Linked DNA regions of Homo sapiens: region 1 is linked to region 2. The links are chromatin loops, found by intact Hi-C in ENCODE. Cell type or tissue: left ventricle myocardium inferior. All regions are shown on one strand. Each heading gives the region's core, and the rest is flanking DNA. Links, peaks and the distances in the headings are about the cores only.

What was found. A loop is a pair of places that touch in the nucleus more often than their neighbours do. Peaks named below come from ENCODE experiments on the same cell type or tissue, not always from the same donor. Only the 100,000 strongest peaks of a DNase experiment are listed, where the experiment ranks them.
Region 1: it touches region 2 in a loop (5-fold over the local background); 74 of 110 quality-filtered maps call a loop at or near these places.

What each region holds. Positions count from the first base shown.
Region 1 is chr14:62,173,935-62,183,188 of GRCh38, reverse strand. No RefSeq gene overlaps it. Among named protein-coding and RNA genes, the nearest start is that of LINC00644, 39 kb to the right of the region's middle. In left ventricle myocardium inferior, for the core only: a CTCF peak has its summit at 3,612 (motif pointing left); a DNase peak (open chromatin) is centred at 3,628; H3K27me3 peaks cover 886 bases.
Region 2 is chr14:63,272,639-63,281,892 of GRCh38, reverse strand. It overlaps RHOJ (ras homolog family member J), which reads right to left. Exons shown (of 5, transcript NM_020663.5): 3 at 758-922. Among named protein-coding and RNA genes, the nearest start is that of GPHB5, 42 kb to the left of the region's middle. In left ventricle myocardium inferior, for the core only: CTCF peaks have their summits at 4,728 and 4,936 (motif pointing right); a DNase peak (open chromatin) is centred at 7,722; H3K27ac peaks cover 2,928 bases.

The sequences.
Region 1 (9,254 bases), core at 1,632-6,631, 1.1 Mb after region 2:
AGTTCCAGCACTTCCAGATTAGGTGAAAGACTGTCTAGGGATACGCTATGCAATTCAGTAACCACTCACATGTGGCTACTGAGCACTTGAAACGCAGCTACCTCAACCTGAAATGTGCTGCAACTGTAAACTACGCACTAGTTTCAAAGACCTAATATGAAAAAAGAATGTAATGCATCTCCATGATTTTATATTGATTATATGAGAAATGATGTTATATTGGTTTAAAGTTAAAATATTTTAAAAAGTAATTTTACTTGTTGCACTTCACTTTTTAAATGTATTTACCAGAAAACTGTACAATATAGGTGCGATTGACATTATGTTTTTGTTGAACTCTACTGGTCTAGTGTATGATTCTCAATAAAATTGCAATGGAGCTTTTCTCATCTAGACATCCCAGAGGTCTCTCCCAGTACATATGAATCAGCAGAAACTATGAGTGGTCCTGTTTTTGAAGATGCTCCTCAGTGATTATAAGAGCCATAGAGTATCTGCACTAGAACATTCTAAGTGTGCTTCATAAGCTTTATTTTTGTACATCCATCACCTGGGGAGCTCATTAATCAGCTAACTTCAACTCCAGAGATTCTGATGAGTTCGATCTGAAATGAACCTGAGGTCCCCTGGAATGTTCATTTACTATGCCCTGCACATGATCTAACTCAAGGGACCCCCAGAACCACATTTGAAAAAATACCTCTCTGGGGGTGGGAAGTGCTGTCACACAAGGAACAGGTGAAAACAACCACCAGCACTGTACCAGCAATGCAGGGGCACAAAAGGGGAAGAGGACAATAATGAAAGTAATTATTTAAGTAATTTGATATGTGGCATTACAAAAAAATTATCAAAATAATCAGAAAGTCATAACTGTTTATCTTGTTTAACTTTTAACTTTTTGGTTTAGAAAATTCTTCTATTATTTTAAATTACATGACAAGGAGTGGGTATAATCTTTTCAGAGCTTGGAGCTTCTACAGATTTGATGTTAACACATAATAAAAATATTGTCCCAAACATGGAGGCTGCTCTATCTTCTACTGTAGGATATTAGGATCAGAAGGATCTGTATGGACACCAGCCTTTGGGTTCATTAATCCTGAGGGCAGAGTGTCTTACCTTTTGGTCTTGATTTACTGTTTTTTTGTTGTTTTGTAAATCAGATCATCCTTATTAAAGAGAGGAAAACTGCTGCATTCAGAGGAAGATAGATCTTCAGAAAACATTGTCAGGCAGAAGGCCTTTGGCTCATTAACTACACAAGTTAAGGTCCCTCTTGCAGAGCCCTAAAGGACTCTCACCAACACCACAGCAGGAGAACCAATACCCTGGGCAAATGACTTCCTGCCTGCAGAAAGTCTCTTAGAAGAGAAGGTTCTAATTCTAGTTAAAAGCTCTCCCACCTCGATCTGCTCGGAGCCCGGATTTAGGCTCTGATTCACCATCTCTGCATTCCAATAGCATGCAAATAGCACCAAGAGCTGGAGTCCATTAAAAAAAAAAATTTTAACAGATTTCTTAAGTGGTCATAAATCTTGTTTCTGATGTGTTTTGTTTCTTCCAACAAGTACCTTGCCATTAATGAAAGAATTATTTTAAGGCAATTTAAGATCCTAAAATTTAATCAAATTTCCATATGACTTATTTTAGCAAATTGTTATAAAACAGGCAGTAATTAGCAGGAGGTGACCACCATGGTAAAGGATCCCTGGAAGATGATACTGTTCTTTTCACACCTGGGCAATTTGATTGACCTTCAGCGTAGGTGACCCCTTCATCTTTTTGTCCCCTTGTAGTAGTCATGATGGCATGGTTGAATACCCCATATTTGTGAAAGTGTCCTTCTTTGTGCTCACAGAACATATGGCTGAGGTCAGAGAGATGACTTGAAACAACCTTGAAACACAACTAACTAGGCCATTGTGGAATCAAGCCTATGACCCCAGCCTTTCAAACCTCAGCCTCTAATAGACTCAACCAGCCAGCCAATGTAGGGGATAGAGCACTGCATTACACTGTGTAAAGGCAAATCTTGGGAAATCTAAGGCTGTTAGTGTCAAAGGCACAGAAGCAAGCATCAGGCCCTATACTTCTCACCTGCATAAAGGAGTAAAGCCTGCAGAAGTTAAGCAACCTGTAAAAGGTGATATAATTAGTTAATGCCAGAGCCAAGGCCAATGTCCAAGTTTTAATTCCTAGGTTTAGAACTATTTCTCTTTAACATTAATTATGAAAATAACTGTAATGTGTCTTCATCAAAAACTAAAATAAGTAAGTATAAAGACCCTTAATTTTACATATGCAGAAAAATAACCACAGATTATTTCAGTTTTCCTATGAAATCATCTATAACAATTTATTCATGATTTACCATGTGTAGAGTATGTACTGTGAGTGTGGGCGTTACTAGACCCATTTTAGAAATGAGGACCCTGAGGAATTGAGTGTTTACCCATGTTCATGCAATGAAGAAATGGCAGAGTCTGAAGCCAGCTTACTCTTTTCTACCTTCGAAGTGGACCATATTACCCACTATGCTACACCACCTCTTAGAGCATCACCCACCACGTACAACTGGGTTTTGTTGGGGTCCTGAAGCTAGCTCAAGTTCCTGCCAAAACTAGATCCTCATCCCTATGACCCTGCCCCCGACCACCCCCACCCACACACACACTGCTGCCCACCTTCACTGTCTAATGTCAATTTACCATGGGAATTTTCTGTGTGTTCTAATTAGGTTCAGCAGGGCCCTTGCCTAAAAGCTACCTAGTGGCCAAATGCTGCCCATTAGAAAGCACATTCCTGTAGATGTGAAGTATGATACCTAGGATGTCTTCAGAAGGACAAGAAAGTCTGTGGAGCCTGTTGGAGGACTGGATAAATGTACCACTTCCTTTGCAACTTGGCCACAAAGCCATCCAGCTTCAGAAGACAAGGGAAGAAAAAGAGTTTACCCAAGCCCCAAAGTTCTCCTCCATGAATCCCACTTCCTCCTTCTACCTCTCACCTCTCAAATCTCAGATACTCATCAAGGCAATTGCTTCAGATTCCTTTCAATTCCCTTCTTACACAGCTGAGGACCCAGATGGAAACATGAGCCACTCATGACCATACAACTTAGCCTCCACCCAAGCAAGAACACTTTGAGAGTGTAAGGGGACACTATTGCTAAATGTGTTGGCCTATCAGACATAAGATAGGCTATCCTAGTCCACCTCAATGTATAATCAACCTGTCATACCTCCCAGTCGCCTTCTCTGCAAAACAGTTTTTAATGGACTGCTGAGGCAAAGGGCACAACTGCAGCAGCAGCGCTTTCCCAGGAAGGGCATCTCCCCAGGTGGCTGCCGTTACTGGCACACAGAGTCTGCAAGGGCAACAGCTGGCAAGGCAGGTTGGCTCACTTTAATTCAAATTGAACTCCTTCTACTGAAATCTAGTTTATTCTGAAAGAGGTGCTGAGGATATTGTTCGTGGAGCTGCATTTCTCAGCAAACTAGATCCAAAAGGCACCAAGTGGAAAAAGCAGGACACCTGTGAGCCATAACACAATTTGGCTGAGACACTTATTGCTACCAAGAGAAGAGCAAATGCAAAGGTTTGCTGCCACCTGCTGTTGCATATTCATCCTTGCTAACAAGATGACAGCAGCTGGGCTTGAGGCATTTGGTGCTTTGGGACATCTCCAGGAACCCAGACTCCAACTTACTCATACCAGAGCTGAACCACGGGGCCATCAAGCATGTATTTCACAAGCATTTATTGTGAACCTTCTGCACCCTAATCTAGGGAAGGAGATAAAAAGATGATTGAGATGAGACTCCTGCCCGTGCTGAATTTAAATCTATGTCATGAGAGGACAGAGAGCAGGGCAATGAGAAGTTGAGGGCAGAGATATTGTCTAAAATATCTTTGCATCTTCCAAAAAAAGAGTTTACCTTGTGATGTGTCAAAATGATTATTAGCTACCCAAGGAAGATGCACGTTCTAGTAATTTTTCTTTCATTTTCATTAGAAATCGATGAATGTGGTACACAGGAGCTGGTCCTAGAGAAATCTATGAAGTAGGGGTTATCTTCACCCTTTCCTCATGATCCCTAGCCTTTTGTCTTTGTTTCTGTCATATCCAGGGACCCAGTGGTATCAGATTAGGACAGGGACATTGATTTTTTTCTCATTATAGTCCTTTAACTTTTAAATTCAGGGGTACATATGCAGGATGTGCAGGTTTGTCAACATAGGCAACCATGTGTCATGGGGGTTTGTTGTACAGATTATTTCATCACCCAGGTATTAAGCATACTCTCCATTATTTTTTCTGATCCTCTCCCTCCTCTCACCCTTCATGCTCTGACAGGCCCCAGTGTGTGTTCGTCCCCTCTTTGTGTCCATGTGTTCTCATCATTTAGCTCCCACTTATAAGTGAGAACATGCAGTATTTGGTTTCCTGTTCCTGTGTTAGATTGCTAAGGATAATGGCTGATACGGTTTGGCTGTGTCCTCACCCAAGTCTCATCTTATAGTTCCCATAATCCCCATGTGTCATGGGAGGGACTCGGTGGGAGGTAACTGAATCATGTGGGTGGTTCCCCCATGCTATTCTCATGATAGTAAATTCTCACAAGATCTGATGGTTTTATAAAGGGCTTCCTTCTTTGCTTAGCTCTCATTCTCCTTCCTACTGCAATGTGAAGAACATGTTTGCTTCCCCTTCTGCTATGATCGTAAGTTTCCTCCCCACATGGGAGGTCTCCCTAGCCATGTGGAACTGTAAGTCAATTAAACCTCTTCCTTTATAAATTACCCAGTCTTGGGCAGTTCTTTATAGCAGCAAGAGAATGGACTAATACGATGGCCTCCAGCTCCATCTATGTTCCTGGAAAGAACATGATCTCATTTTATGGCTGCAGAGTATTCCATGGTGTATATGTCCCATGTTTTCTTTATCCAGTCTATCATTGATGGGCATTTAGGTTAATTCCATGTCTTTCCTATTGTGAATCATGCTGCAATAAACATACACATACATGTGTCTTTATAATCGAATGATTTATATTCCTTTGGGTATATATCCAGTAATGGGATTTCTGGGTCAAATGGTATTTCTATCTTTAGGTCTTTGAGGAATTGCCACCCTGTCTTCCACAATGGTTGAACCAATTTACACTCCCTCCAAAAGTGTAAAAGTATTTTTCTCCACAACCTCACCAGCATTTGTTATTTTTTTGGCTTTTTAGTAGTCATCCTGACTGTTGTAAAATTATATTTCATTGTAGTTTTGATTTGCATTTCTCTAATGATCAGTGATGTTGAGTTTTTTTTTTCAGGTGATTGTTGGCTGCATGTATGTCTTGAGAAATGTCTGTTCTTCAAAGTGTCCTTTGCCCACTTATTAATGGGGTTGTTTTTTCCTGTAAATTTAAGTTCCTTATAGATGCTGGATATTAGACCTTTATCAGGTGTATAGTTTGCAAAATTTTTCTCCCATTCTGTAGGTTGTTTACTCTGTTGATAGTTTCTTTTGCTGTGCAGCAGCTCTTTAGTTTAATTAGATTCCATTTGTCAACTTTTGCTTTTGTAGCATTTGCTCTTGGCATCTTTTGTCATAAAATCTTTATTTGTGCCTATGCCCTGAAGGGTATTGTCTAGGTCGCCTTCCAGGGTTTTCATAGTTTTAAGTCTTTAACCCATCTTAAGTTAACTTTTGTATATGATATAAGGAAGGGGTCCAGCTTCAACTTTTTGCATATGGCCAGCCAGTTCTCCCAGCACTATTTATTGAATAGGGAATCCTTTCCCCATTACTTTTTTCTGTCAGGTTTGTTGAAGATCAGATGGTTGTAGGTGTGTGGCCTTATTTCTGGGTTCTCTATTCTGTTTCATTGGTCAATGTGTCTGTTTTTGTACCAGTACCATGCTGTTTTGGTTACTGTAGCCCTGCAGTATAGTTTGAAGTTGGGTAGCATGATGCCTCCAGCTTTGTTCTTTTTGCTTAGGATTGCATTGACTATATGGGCTCCTTTTTGGTACCATATAAATTTTAAAATAGTTTTCTCTAGTTCTGTGAAGAATGTCAATGGTAGTTTAATGGGAATAGCATTGAATCTGTAAATTGCTTTGGGCAGTAAGGCCATTTTAATGATATTGAGATTTCTTATTCAAGAGCATGGAATGTTTTTTCATTTGTTTGTGTCATTTCTTCTAAATACATTAAATCCTTTCTAAGGACTTGAAAGAGGAGGAAGAGCATGTAAAAGGAGCAGTGCAAAACATAATATGAACTGGTTAGAAAGAAAAATGCCATCAGGTATCATATGTAAGTTTTTGCCTCAATTGCTGATATTGGGGAAGGTGCTGATGCCTCCATAATTGGATTTCCCAAATTAAATGGGATAGCTGATAAGTGTGGTCGTTAAGACATGACTTGAACTTGACTGCCTAGGATCCAATTCTGGATTTATCTTTTAGTAATTATGTAGCACCTTAGATGAATTACTTGACTTCTCTGTGCCTGTATTTTTGCTTATAAAAGAATGGTAATAATATCTACTTCACACAGGAGAACACTTTGAAAGTATAAGGGTGCACTGTAATGAATATTCCATTATCATTTCAATGGAAGTAAGCAGATAATTATTTTAAAATATATAAAGCAGAGCAATATCTGATACATATAAATACTCAACAAATTGTGCATGCCTGTATATTCTTGTATTTCCATAATACCCCTTACTGCCAACTACCTATAATCAGATAATCAGAATAAACTCAATTTTCTGAGGTTTCAATGACTTCATAGTAACTAATGGTTAAGTGACTCCTGGAACCTGCTCTAGTTGTCAGTGTGGAGCAGTCTGTAGAATCATCTCCATATTATTTCCTACCACATGCCTCTTAGGAGGTCTGTTTCATGTGAATTTGTGAATCAGAAACATAAGATACACAAACTGGTAAAGAGCAAAACCCAAGAAGTAGCAAATGGGTCATTTTAACTGCTGATATTAGTTAGGCAAACTGATAGAGGAAAACAAACTACATTCAGCAGTGGGAGAAACTGCTCTAGATGTACTCTGGAGAAAAGTCATCCCCACTTCCTCCAAAAACAATGGAGACTTATAAAGCCTGTCCACCTCTGCAGCATGGAAATTTTGTAAGCAGTAGCCATAGTAAGCATTTTAGAGAATCAGAAAGGAAGTGCTTTGAAATCCCCAGCTTTATATCCCAATACTGACACACAATTGGTAACAACTGAATTTAGAGTTTAAACCATGAACAACTACAGACAGGAAAACTGATCATGCTCTGGAGTTGGTACGCCTGCCCTGATTCAAACAGGGGACCTGCTGATCGTCAGCTACCTCAAACCAGAAGGCAAACAGGAGAAAATGGGCGACAGGCACACGCAATCATGACAAGAGAGGGCAAACTCAGAAAACCAGGATGGCGATATTTCCTCTAGTGAAGGGTTTCTCTCATGTTAATGAGAAAGGATCGTATCATTGTAGCTATTATTTATAATGTGTTTTGTCAGTGTACTTAGTCCTGTTAAGGAAAATAAACATTGATCATCCCAAGGTCTCTTTCAATCTCAATTGAAATAGAGCTGATGTTCTCTTCATAAAATCCCAACTTTTTTTTTTGACAGGATCTTGCTGTGTCATCCAGGCTGGAATGCAGTGGCACAATCTCAGTTCACTGCAACTTCCATCTCCCAGGCTCAAGCAATTATCCTGCCTCAGCCTCCTGAGTAGCTGGGACTACAGGTGCGTGCCACGGCACCTGGTTAATTTTTGTTTTTTTTTTAAGTAGAGACGGGGTTTCACCATGTTCACCAAGTGGGTCTCAAACTCCTGCCCTCAAGTGATCCTCCTGCTTCATCCTCCCAAAGTGCTGGGATTACAGCTGTGAGCCACACACCCAGCCTAAAATCCCAATTTTTAAAAGAATTTAAGAACAAAGCTGGAGGCATCACGCTACCTGACTTCAAACTATATTACAAGGCTACAGTAACCAAAACAGCATGGTACTGGTACCAAAACAGAGATATAGATCAATGGAACAGAACAGAGCCCTCAGAAATCATGCCACATATCTACAACTATCCAATCTTTGACAAACCTGAGAAAAACAAGCAATGGGGAAAGGATTCCCTATTTAATAAATGGTGCTGGGAAAACTGGCTAGCCATATGTAGAAAGCTGAAACTGGAACCCTTCCTTACACCTTATACAAAAATTAATTCAAGATGGATTAAAGACTTAAATGTTAGACTTAAAGCCATAAAAACCCTAGAAGAAAACCTAGGCAATACCATTCAGGACATAGGCATGGGCAAGGACTTCATGTCTAAAACACCAAAAGCAATGGCAACAAAAGCCAAAATTGACAAATGGGATCTAACTAAACTAAAGAGCTTCTGCACAGCAAAAGAAACTACCATCAGAGTGAACAGGCAACCTACAGAATGGGAGAAAATTTTCCCAACCTACTCATCTGACAAAGGGCTAATATCCAGAATCTACAATGAACTCAAACAAATTTACAAGAAAAAACAAACAACCCCATCAAAAAGTGGGCAAAGGACATGAACAGACACTTCTCAAAAGACATTTATGCAGCCAAAAAACACATGAACAAATGCTCACCATCACTGGCCATCAGAGAAATGCAAATCAAAACCACAATGAGATACCATCTCACACCAGTTAGAATGGCAATCATTAAAAAGTCAGGAAACAACAGGTGCTGAAGAGGATGTGGAGAAATAGGAACACTTTGACACTGTTGGTGGGACTGTAAACTAGTTCAACCATTGTGGAAGTCAGTGTGGCGATTCCTCAGGGATCTAGAACTAGAAATACCATTTGACCCAGCCATCCCATTACTGGGTATATACCCAAAGGACTATAAATCATGCTGCTATAAAGACACATGCACACGTATGTTTATTGCGGCACTATTCACAATAGCACAGACTTGGAACCAACCCAAATGTCCAACAATGATAGAGTGGATTAAGAAAATGTGGCACATATACACCATGGAATACTATGCAGCCATAAAAAATGATGAGTTCATGTCCTTTGTAGGGACATGGATGAAACTGGAAATCATCATTCTCAGTAAACTATCACAAGGACAAAAAACCAAACACTGCATGTTGTCACTCATAGGTGGGAATTGAACAATGAGAACACATGGACACAGGAAAGGGAACATCACACTCTGGGGACTGTTGTGGGGTTGGGGGA
Region 2 (9,254 bases), core at 2,929-7,928:
AATGAAGCCCTTCAGTATTCGTATATTCCTATGTCTTTGGGATAGTCATTTGGATTTTAAAATGCCAAAGAACAAAATCCATTTAAAACTATAAACAGTAACAATCCTTAATACATTTGATGTGATTGGCTTACTACTGGAAACTCAAACTATGGAAATTGATTAGCTTTCAGAACACTGTAAAGGCTTTCACAGTCGTAGGTTTGTTTAGCTGGTATATGTGTTTTAACTTCTTCTCTAAGATCTGGAAGACCAAGAGGTTTAAAAGGAATAGACAATGGTGAATTTTTATCTTCCTTCTCCGGAAGTGTAATTAAAGAGTTCCTGTCATAGAATGCCTATTCTGATTGCTGTGGTCACCTTGACACTCCTACCTATTTTGTGATTTTAAAACAACTGTGGGTTTCAGATATAAAAAATACTAGATAATATGTTCAATTGACACCCTCACCTCATTGCTCTGATTCAAGCCTGGCAAAGGGTGTCTATTTTAAAAATTACTTTGTTATTTAAAAAAAATCATAGAGATTAATTTTTGAAGGCCATATCAAAACTTTCTGCTCCATATTAAATAGCTCTATTATCTTTTCCACTATGGGCTAAATCATCACGCACACCTTAAGAACTTCTGTTCATAGGATTGACATGTCTGAGACACACTTCCATAGCGTTTGGCAGAATAGGATGTTCACGAGGTACCTAAAGGGTCTTCCCATTTTTGCAGCCCGCTCCACCCTGCCATCGCCCACATTTTAACCTGGGTCCCTATGAGGACATAAGGCACGTGAGGCATGCAGTCCTTGAGCTCGGGGACCCATTCCTCCTGGACATTGTGGTAAGAGGCAGGGTTTACGACAGAGAAGCAGATCAAAAACACATCCGTGTTGGGGTAGGAGAGTGGCCTCAGCTGGTTGTAGTCCTCCTGTGGGAAGAGCAGACAAGGGTTTGTACAGCCTGTGTAAGGTGTGTCCCATGTAGTTCCAAGGTCAGATTTCAGGTAAGAGTCCACTACAGCGCACTGGGATCCCGTTTCTTCCTCAACCCTGGAATCTGGTAGTTCTTTCTCTACTAGAACTAAAGGAGCCATCAGTCAGAAAAATACCTTTTTGTTACGTACAGAGATTATGTATTGCCCCTTCTTAAGATGAACTTAAAATATTTTTAGCAGTTTTATTGAGATATAACTTATATACCTACCTATATATACCATAAAGTTCACCCATTTATTTTTATTTTTAAATTGTATACATTTAAGGTGTACAACATGGTGTTTGATATACATATATATGCTACAGTGAAACAAATTAACATATTCATCTCCTTACAGCTTACCTTTAAAAATATATTTTACGGTGAGAGGACCAGAGACCTACTCTCTTAGCATATTTCCAGTATGCAATATAGTATTATTAACTATAGTTATCATGCTGTATATTACAGCTGTAGACTTATTCACCCTAGCTAACTGCAGCTTTGTACCCTTGATCAAAACCTCCCCGTTTCCTTTCCTTACTTGCCTCTGGTAACAATAGTTCTACTCTCTGTTTCTATGTATTCAAAAGTTCACCTGACCAGGCACAGTGGCTCATGCCTGTAATCCCAGCACTTTGGAAGCCAAGGCGGGAGGATCACCTGATTCCTTGAGCTTGAGATCAGCCTGGGCAATATAGCGAGACCCTATCTCTACAAAAAAATACTAAAATTAGCTGGGCATGGTGGCACACGCCTGTAGTCCCAGCTACTCAGGAGGCTGAAGTGGGAGGATGGCTTGAGCCTGGGAGTTTGAAGCTGCAGTGAGCCGTGATCATGCCACTGTACTCCAGCCTGGGCAACACAGCAAGACCCTGTCTCAAAAAACAAACAAAATAAAACAAAAGACCAAAAGTTCACCCATTTAAAGTGTAACATTCAGTAAAGATTATTGCAATTCTTCCATCATGTTGGAATTGTGTTATATTGAATATACTATATTTAAATTAGTGAGCTATTTGCCAAGGCAACAGGAATCCTCTCCTCACACGATTAAAAAAAATTATATCCAAATTTAATTTAGAATAAATGAACTAACATGCAAAACAAGAGTTATTGCCAAATTTGACACCACAATATTTGAAGAAATATGTTGAGTGAGGGTTTAGAGCTAAGAATTTTGGATTTGTTTCAAGTATTACTTAAAGGCCAAATAAAATGCTGGCTTAATTATTTTCTTTCTAAAGATTTTTCAGAGCAGAATATGCTCATGGAAGAGTTTCTGGTTACATAAGATATTTATGTATTTGCTATTTTAGTGGGAGTTGATAAATACAAAGTAAAACTGCGCATCATTTCGACTTTGGGAAAATGTTGGCAAGGGCTTTTACTGTATGTAAAATGTTTTAGGAGGTTCCACGGTAAAACCTGATATTTCAATAGAAAGTTTTATATGTTTTTATAGAATTTAGTAACACATAAACAGACAGTAACTTTGTGTGTAAGCGTGCATACACATACCATATTTATATATACATCACATATCGCAACATGACATGTGTCCATACACACCATACATAATTTGTATGTGTATACACACTATATATGATGTGTGTGCACTATATATGTGTGTATACTATATGTGCAACTAAACTTATATGTTCACACCTATGATATACATGTATTCATAGAGATGGGTTAATAAATAATTAACTCATTTATTAGGGGCATGACTACTCTTCATGAAACATTTCAGAAACTTACAAAACATGTATGTGCTCATTGCAAAAATGCAAACATTGAAGAAGTACACAGAGTTGAAGTGAAAGCTTGTTTTCATCCCTGATATGATGTCTAATAGTATTTCCTCTCCCCAGAGGGAGCTACTGCTTAAACATTGTCCTTCCAAACATTTTATTTTACTTTATTTTATTATTTGAGATGGAGTCTCAATCTATTGCCCAGGCTGGAGTGCAATGGCGTGATCATGGCTCACTGCAGCTTCAGACTGCCGGGCTCAAGCGATACTCCCACTTCAGCCTCCCAAGTAGCTTGGACTACAGGCACATGCCACCACACCCAGCCAATTTTTATTTTTTTTGTAGAGATGGGGGTCTCACTGTGTTGCCCAGGCTGGTCTTGAACTCCTGGGCTCAAGCAATCCTCCTGCCTCAGCCCCCGCCAAAGTGCTAGGATGATAGGCGTGAGTCACCATACCTGGCCCATTTTATATTTATGTATGTATACCACATACACATGTTTAGTTTAAAAACAAATTGATTAAATTGTTCATATTGTTGTGCCACTTGTGTTTTTTAAAACAATATATCATGGATATATTTTTAATATCAACCTTTCTATTGACTCTAATAATATATTTATTAGATAACGGGTTGATGGGTGCAGCAAACCACCATGGCACGTGTATACCTATGTAACAAACCTGCACGTTCTGCACATGTATCCCAGAACTTAAAGTATAATAAAAAAAATTTTAAAAAAGACCAGAAAAGGAAGTACACACATGTGCACACTACATACACATGAGACTGAAAGGAAGTACCTTAGAATGTTAAGTATGGTCCACTCCTGTTGGTGGGCATGCATTGATCTATTGTTTAGCTACTCAGAGTATGCAGAACACGGGACTCAGTATATGTGGCCACTACTGCTACTACTATTAAAACTTAAGCACAGGTTTTAGGTACCTAATGCAAAATGCAAAGCAAGAGGGCAATGATGCTGAAAAGTAAAATCCTAAAAAATAAACCCAAAACAAAAAAAACCCCCACTATTGTGGCTAATTTACCACATTTCTAGTCAATAATTGGGAGTTGGGTGCACAGCTGAATAATCACTGGTCATACTGGGAAGTTGTGCCAGGTCTACTGGGTTGCATCTCAGCCAAGTTGTGCCTATGTCTGTGTGTGTGTGTGTGTGTGTGTGTGTGTGTGTGTTTGTGTAGCTGGTGAGGCAGTGGAGAAAGGGATAGCTAAATTCTTGGCACTACCCTCTCCTCTTTACACAACTAGCTCTGAAAAACAAACCTCCTCTTCCATGGTCTCCCCACTTCTCTCTTTTCTCTCTGGAGTGTTCCCTTAAAGAGCAGCTGTAAGGCCCGTGAGCCAAGAAGTCTCCTTCCCAGGCTATAATCTACAGCTGTTCACCACACCACCTGCCCTCTGCCACTGCATGCTCCCATCTGGATTGTCATAAATGGAGTAGGGACCATGTTGATTTTTTTCTCATCCCTACAGGTACTCTTTCCGCAGTAAATATTCAATAAATGCTATTGACAGACTGGAAGAAATGACCTCTACAGTGACCTGCAAATGAACACGTGGCACTTCTGTGGGCCATTTATTGCAGTGACTTTTATTAGAATCACCTGGGGAGCTTTTAAACCATCCTGAAGCTCTGCTAATCAACTCCTTGCTCCACCCCCTTTTCTACTCTGGAACCAGCTAAATTAGAATCTCTGGAGAGTGGGCCTGCGTATCTGGGAGTTCTGACTTAATTGGTTTGGGGTGGACCTGGAGTTGAGAACACGGCTGTACTTCACTATCATCTCCAACATTAATGGAGGATGCACCCAAGGGGTTATTGCTAAAGGTCAGCCATTGTTTCAAACTCTTATGTATGTTCTCATTGCATCCTCCTGATGGAACTGGAAGGATGGTACCATCAACATTCACATTTCATAGAAGAGGAAGTTAAGGTTTAGAGAAGTTCCATGATGGGCCAATGTTACAGAGTTCATAAATACCAGGATGGGGTATTTAGCCTAAATCCAGCTCTGGCTCTCAATTGTGACCACACTGTTTTCTGCAGCTCAGAATTTAAAGTGACAGATTAAGCATTTTCTTAACTCACTTATCTAGGAATCTTGACTCATATGTTACCCAGCAATCAAAATGTTTGACCACAGGATGGATCATCTATTTGATGGCCTGCATCTGCTTCAGATTACCACTGGATGGCAGCAACACTGTATATTTAAAACTTCAAAGCCAAAAACCAAAGCAAAACATCATCAGGAGAAATGTCACAACTAGATTGGGTAGGAACAAATAACTGTTGTTAATAGTCGGAAAGGAGTATGCTTGTCTGATTTTTTAACCCAGTGGCTATCAAAGGATTTCTATTTACATTATGGAAAAGTTGGAAGACCATGGGTTGCTGGGTTGACTGTAGGTGGGGCAGGTGAGAGAAGTCTGTTTCTGATCATTTACCCTCCTGGCCCTCCAGCTGAGTCGTTTTTGATAGTGTCAGTCACTGGGCTCACCGTGCTCTGTATTCTGGATCTCTCTTCTGTGGAAACCTTAGTCCTGCTGTATCATTCCATTTAAAAAGATTTCGTGCCTACTGAATGCGTAGCACTGTTGAGGATGCTGTATGAACTATATAAGGTGAATAAGAATTGGCAATTCAGTTGGGGAAAGAAAATGAAAATACATGAAATTATTCGATTTATGTGGAAGTAAGACAGGTTAAGTTTCTCTTACTCTTTGCTGGCTAATCTCAAAATGGAATGATGTAGAATAGTTATCTGACTGAATTGGGAAAATACAATTCCAACACTAGAAAAGGCCTTAAAGATTAGCTAATGCAGTGGTTTCCAAACTACGCTCTTCAGTCCAGCAGCATGGGCATCACCTGGGAGCTTGTTAGAAATACACATTCCCAGGTGCCACGCAGCCCCCGCCCCCCCCCACCGAAGCTGAGGCACTGGGGGAGAGGCTGCACCATCAGTGCTGTAACAAGCCCTCCAGGTGATTCTGATGCAGCTCAAGTTTCAGAACCACAGGTGACTGTTCTTCCCTCTCCCCTGAGCCAGTTTTATGGTTTAAGAAACAAAGGTCTAGACAGATGGAGTAATTTAACCAGGACAACAGAGCAAAAATACTTTTAAAGAAGGCTCACACCTGGGCTATTGGGAGCTAACCCTGGGCTACAGCTATAAAATATGGTAAAGGGGTCAGGATTAATAAAAGAAAGTGTCCCCTTGGGACTGGGGGTTGGGGGGAGTTGAATTTGTGCCAGCTGGTAACTTAATATTTTTTCACAAGGGAGCATGCTTTGGCCCTGGGTTAGATGGTAACAGGTGGAGATGATGTCAAGCGGCTACGAGAAGTGGATAAGTGGTTTAGTTGGTATTTGAGGCCCTTTCTAATGCTGAAATTCAGAATGGAAAACAGGTGCTTATTTGCTTCTTGAAGAGACAGCGTTTTAATCTAAAAGAGAGGCTCAAATGGGGCTTTGGAGGTAAAGTAGACAAAGAGGCTAGGATTGGGGAGTGCAGGGAAGGATTTGGGGCAAAGTAGGCCTTTGAGTGCCTTTAGCCCAACTTCACCCTGAAGGCAAGAACATGTTCAGTTTGAAGGCAGATCTGGTGCTCTGGGGTGACTGTGGGTGATTATGAAACACGAAAAGTTCAGAGAAAGTGTTAGCATCAGATGCGCCAAACACCTGGGCCCTAAATATTATAGGCTGCATCATGACACAGGTAAGTGAAATTATTTTCTAGATAGCACTTCTTAGACACTACATATATTTGCATCACCTGTGGACCTTGTTAAAAATGTAATTTTGTTTTTGTTTGTTTGTTTGTTTTGAGATTGGGTCTCACTTTCTGCTCACACTGTAGTGCACTGATCATAGTTCACTGGAGTCTTGAACTCCTGGGCTCAAGTGATCCTTTCTCCAGCCTCCCAAGTAGCTGGGACTACAGGTATGCACACCACGCCTGGGTAATTAAAAAAATGTTGTAGAGATAGGGTCTCGCTATGTTGCCCAGGCTAAAGTGCAAATTCTTATTCAGTAGCAGGACTGGAATGGAGCCCAAGAATGTGCATTTCTAGCAAATGTCCAGGTGATGCTAGTGCTACTGGGTCCAGGGGCCACACTTTGAGCAGCAAAGAGAGGCGCTGAGCTCCTCCCACCCCGCCATACCCACATTAATTTGGAAATAGAATTCTGCTTCCAAGTCTTGGGTTTAATGACATTTATCTCAGATTTTTTGGTACAAGTCTCATTTTCATATTCACCCATAAATCAGGCTTAATTTGAAAAATGTGGGCACCATGTATAGTGTGCGTGCATAGCATGGTGCTTAAGAACATGGGTGGTGGGTAGAAATTCTCTGGGTTTGTGACTATGGTGTGATCCTGGGTAAGTTCTCCATGCCTCCCTTTCCTTATCCATAAAATGAGGCTAATAGTGCTGGCCTTATGAGTTGTTATGAGAATAAAATACGTTAATATTTGCAGCCACTTAGACCATTGTCTTGAACATAGTAAGTACTTTAATGATCCAGTAAAAGAGTCCGTCCTCCAGCCCATATCAACAACAGCTGCTGGTCCTGGAAGCATTTCCCTACCCTTATTGGATGCCAGGGCTGATTCAGAAATTAACTTTTTCTGAACTGAGTAGTAATAAGACCCAAATGTTTGCAAACTCCAACTGCAACTCTCAGTGTTCCTACAGCTCTCTTTTTCATAATTTGGGGAGAAGTAAGATTGTGTCCTGAGGTTGCTTTTACTAAGCAGCTGTCATGTGGGCAAACTTCTCCCTAATCTCCCAAATTGCCTACTCCTGAAAATCCCACATGAAGATACACGTGAGCAAGAAATTTGGAGTTGCTCATTGAGGGAAAACATTTGTTCTGAGGTTTTAGGCAAACTTTCCATAGAGGGTTGCTGCCAGATCCTGTGCTCCAGATGGCCCCATTGGATCAGCCAATAGCAAAGGGGAAGGCTTATGTGTGTCCTTCCAAGTGGAGCCTGGGTTGCCATTCATAAACCCTAGCTGTGCTTGCTTCCTTGCTTGGTTGCGTGCTTCCTTAGCCATTGGGGGAAAGCGGGACTTCAGAAATCAGGGCCTGGGGGAGATGTGCAACAAGCAGCCCTGGGCGAGTGAGGGGCTCGGCTGATGGCCTTCCTTGCTTCTCTACTCCCACAGACACTGGTGACAGCTGAGCTGCTGTGGGCTGTGGTTTCTCAGTGACAGACACCATTCTGTGCTTGCCCACATGCAGTGGTTCACCCTTCCACAGAACCAGGCGCCTGGCCAGGCTGCACCTGGCTCCTGACACCAGGAGACGGTCATTCCTCCCTGGCAGTGCTGCTAGCTGCCATTTTCACAGGTGTTGTGTCTGAGATATGCCCATCCTAGAGTCTTGCCCAAGAGGCCACAATCTGAATAGGGCTTTGCCCACATCATCCTTCTAGGTGAGGCCACATCAAGAGAAGGAGGCAAGACCTTGTCTTAGTACTATGGCTGGTTCCACTGTAATGACCTGCAGTGAGGTAGGAGGACATCTGGCTGCAAGCCATAACCTGGGAAAGAGCCCTCTCCCAGTCTGAAGTTCCTCAGCTGGTGAATGCCCAGGGTTGGCTGTGGCGTCCCCAACCCAACCAACACCCTGCTGTCCACTTGGTCTCTCCTGAAGCATTGTAAACAAACTGGCCTGCAAGGACATCATGGGAAAGTCAGCTCTGGGACTCTTTCATAGCTGAGCCAAAGATCTGAGCTCTAGATATCCCTTTAACATTCAGTAACACACTACTAGGGATATGTCTCGTACAGGATGAGTTGGCACAACCTAAATAGATTTGGCTTACAGGGCTGGTTGGCCTTATTTCCTTCCTAGTGTGATCTGAGAAGTAACATGCACTCACCCTGAGAAAAATTCCTCAATTCATTGCCTAATCTAATGTTTGGAATTCTACCTAACAGGGAATTAAACGGAGTTGTGAAGAATCTATCTTCAAAGGGCTCCACTCCAAGTCCAAATGTTAGTTTGTTTCAGGGTTTGGGGAAGGGAGCTAATGTTTAACAGCAGCCACCACATGTTGACAGTGTATGCAAGTGACTTCATTATAAACTCTCTTTCTTTTTTGAGATGGAGTTTTGCTCTTGTTGCCTAGGCTGGAGTGCAATGGTGCGATCTCAGCTTACTGCTACCTCCGCCTCCCAGGTTCAAGGGATTCTCCTGCCTCAGCCCCCCAAGTAGCTGGGATTACAGGTGCGCGCCACCATGCTCGGCTAATTTTGTATTTTTAGTAGAGATGGGGTTTCACCGTATTGGCCAGGCTGGTCTTGAACTCCTGACCTTGTGATCTGTCTGCCTTGGCCTCCCAAAGTGCTGGGATTACAGGCATGAGCCACCGTGCCCAGCCCATTATAAACTATCTTTAGCACATGCTTGCCTGAATTGCGGAGGGGCAGGAGTATCTCAGGCCATGGCTCATGGGGCTGTAGCCAGGTCTGAGGCAGACTAGGTG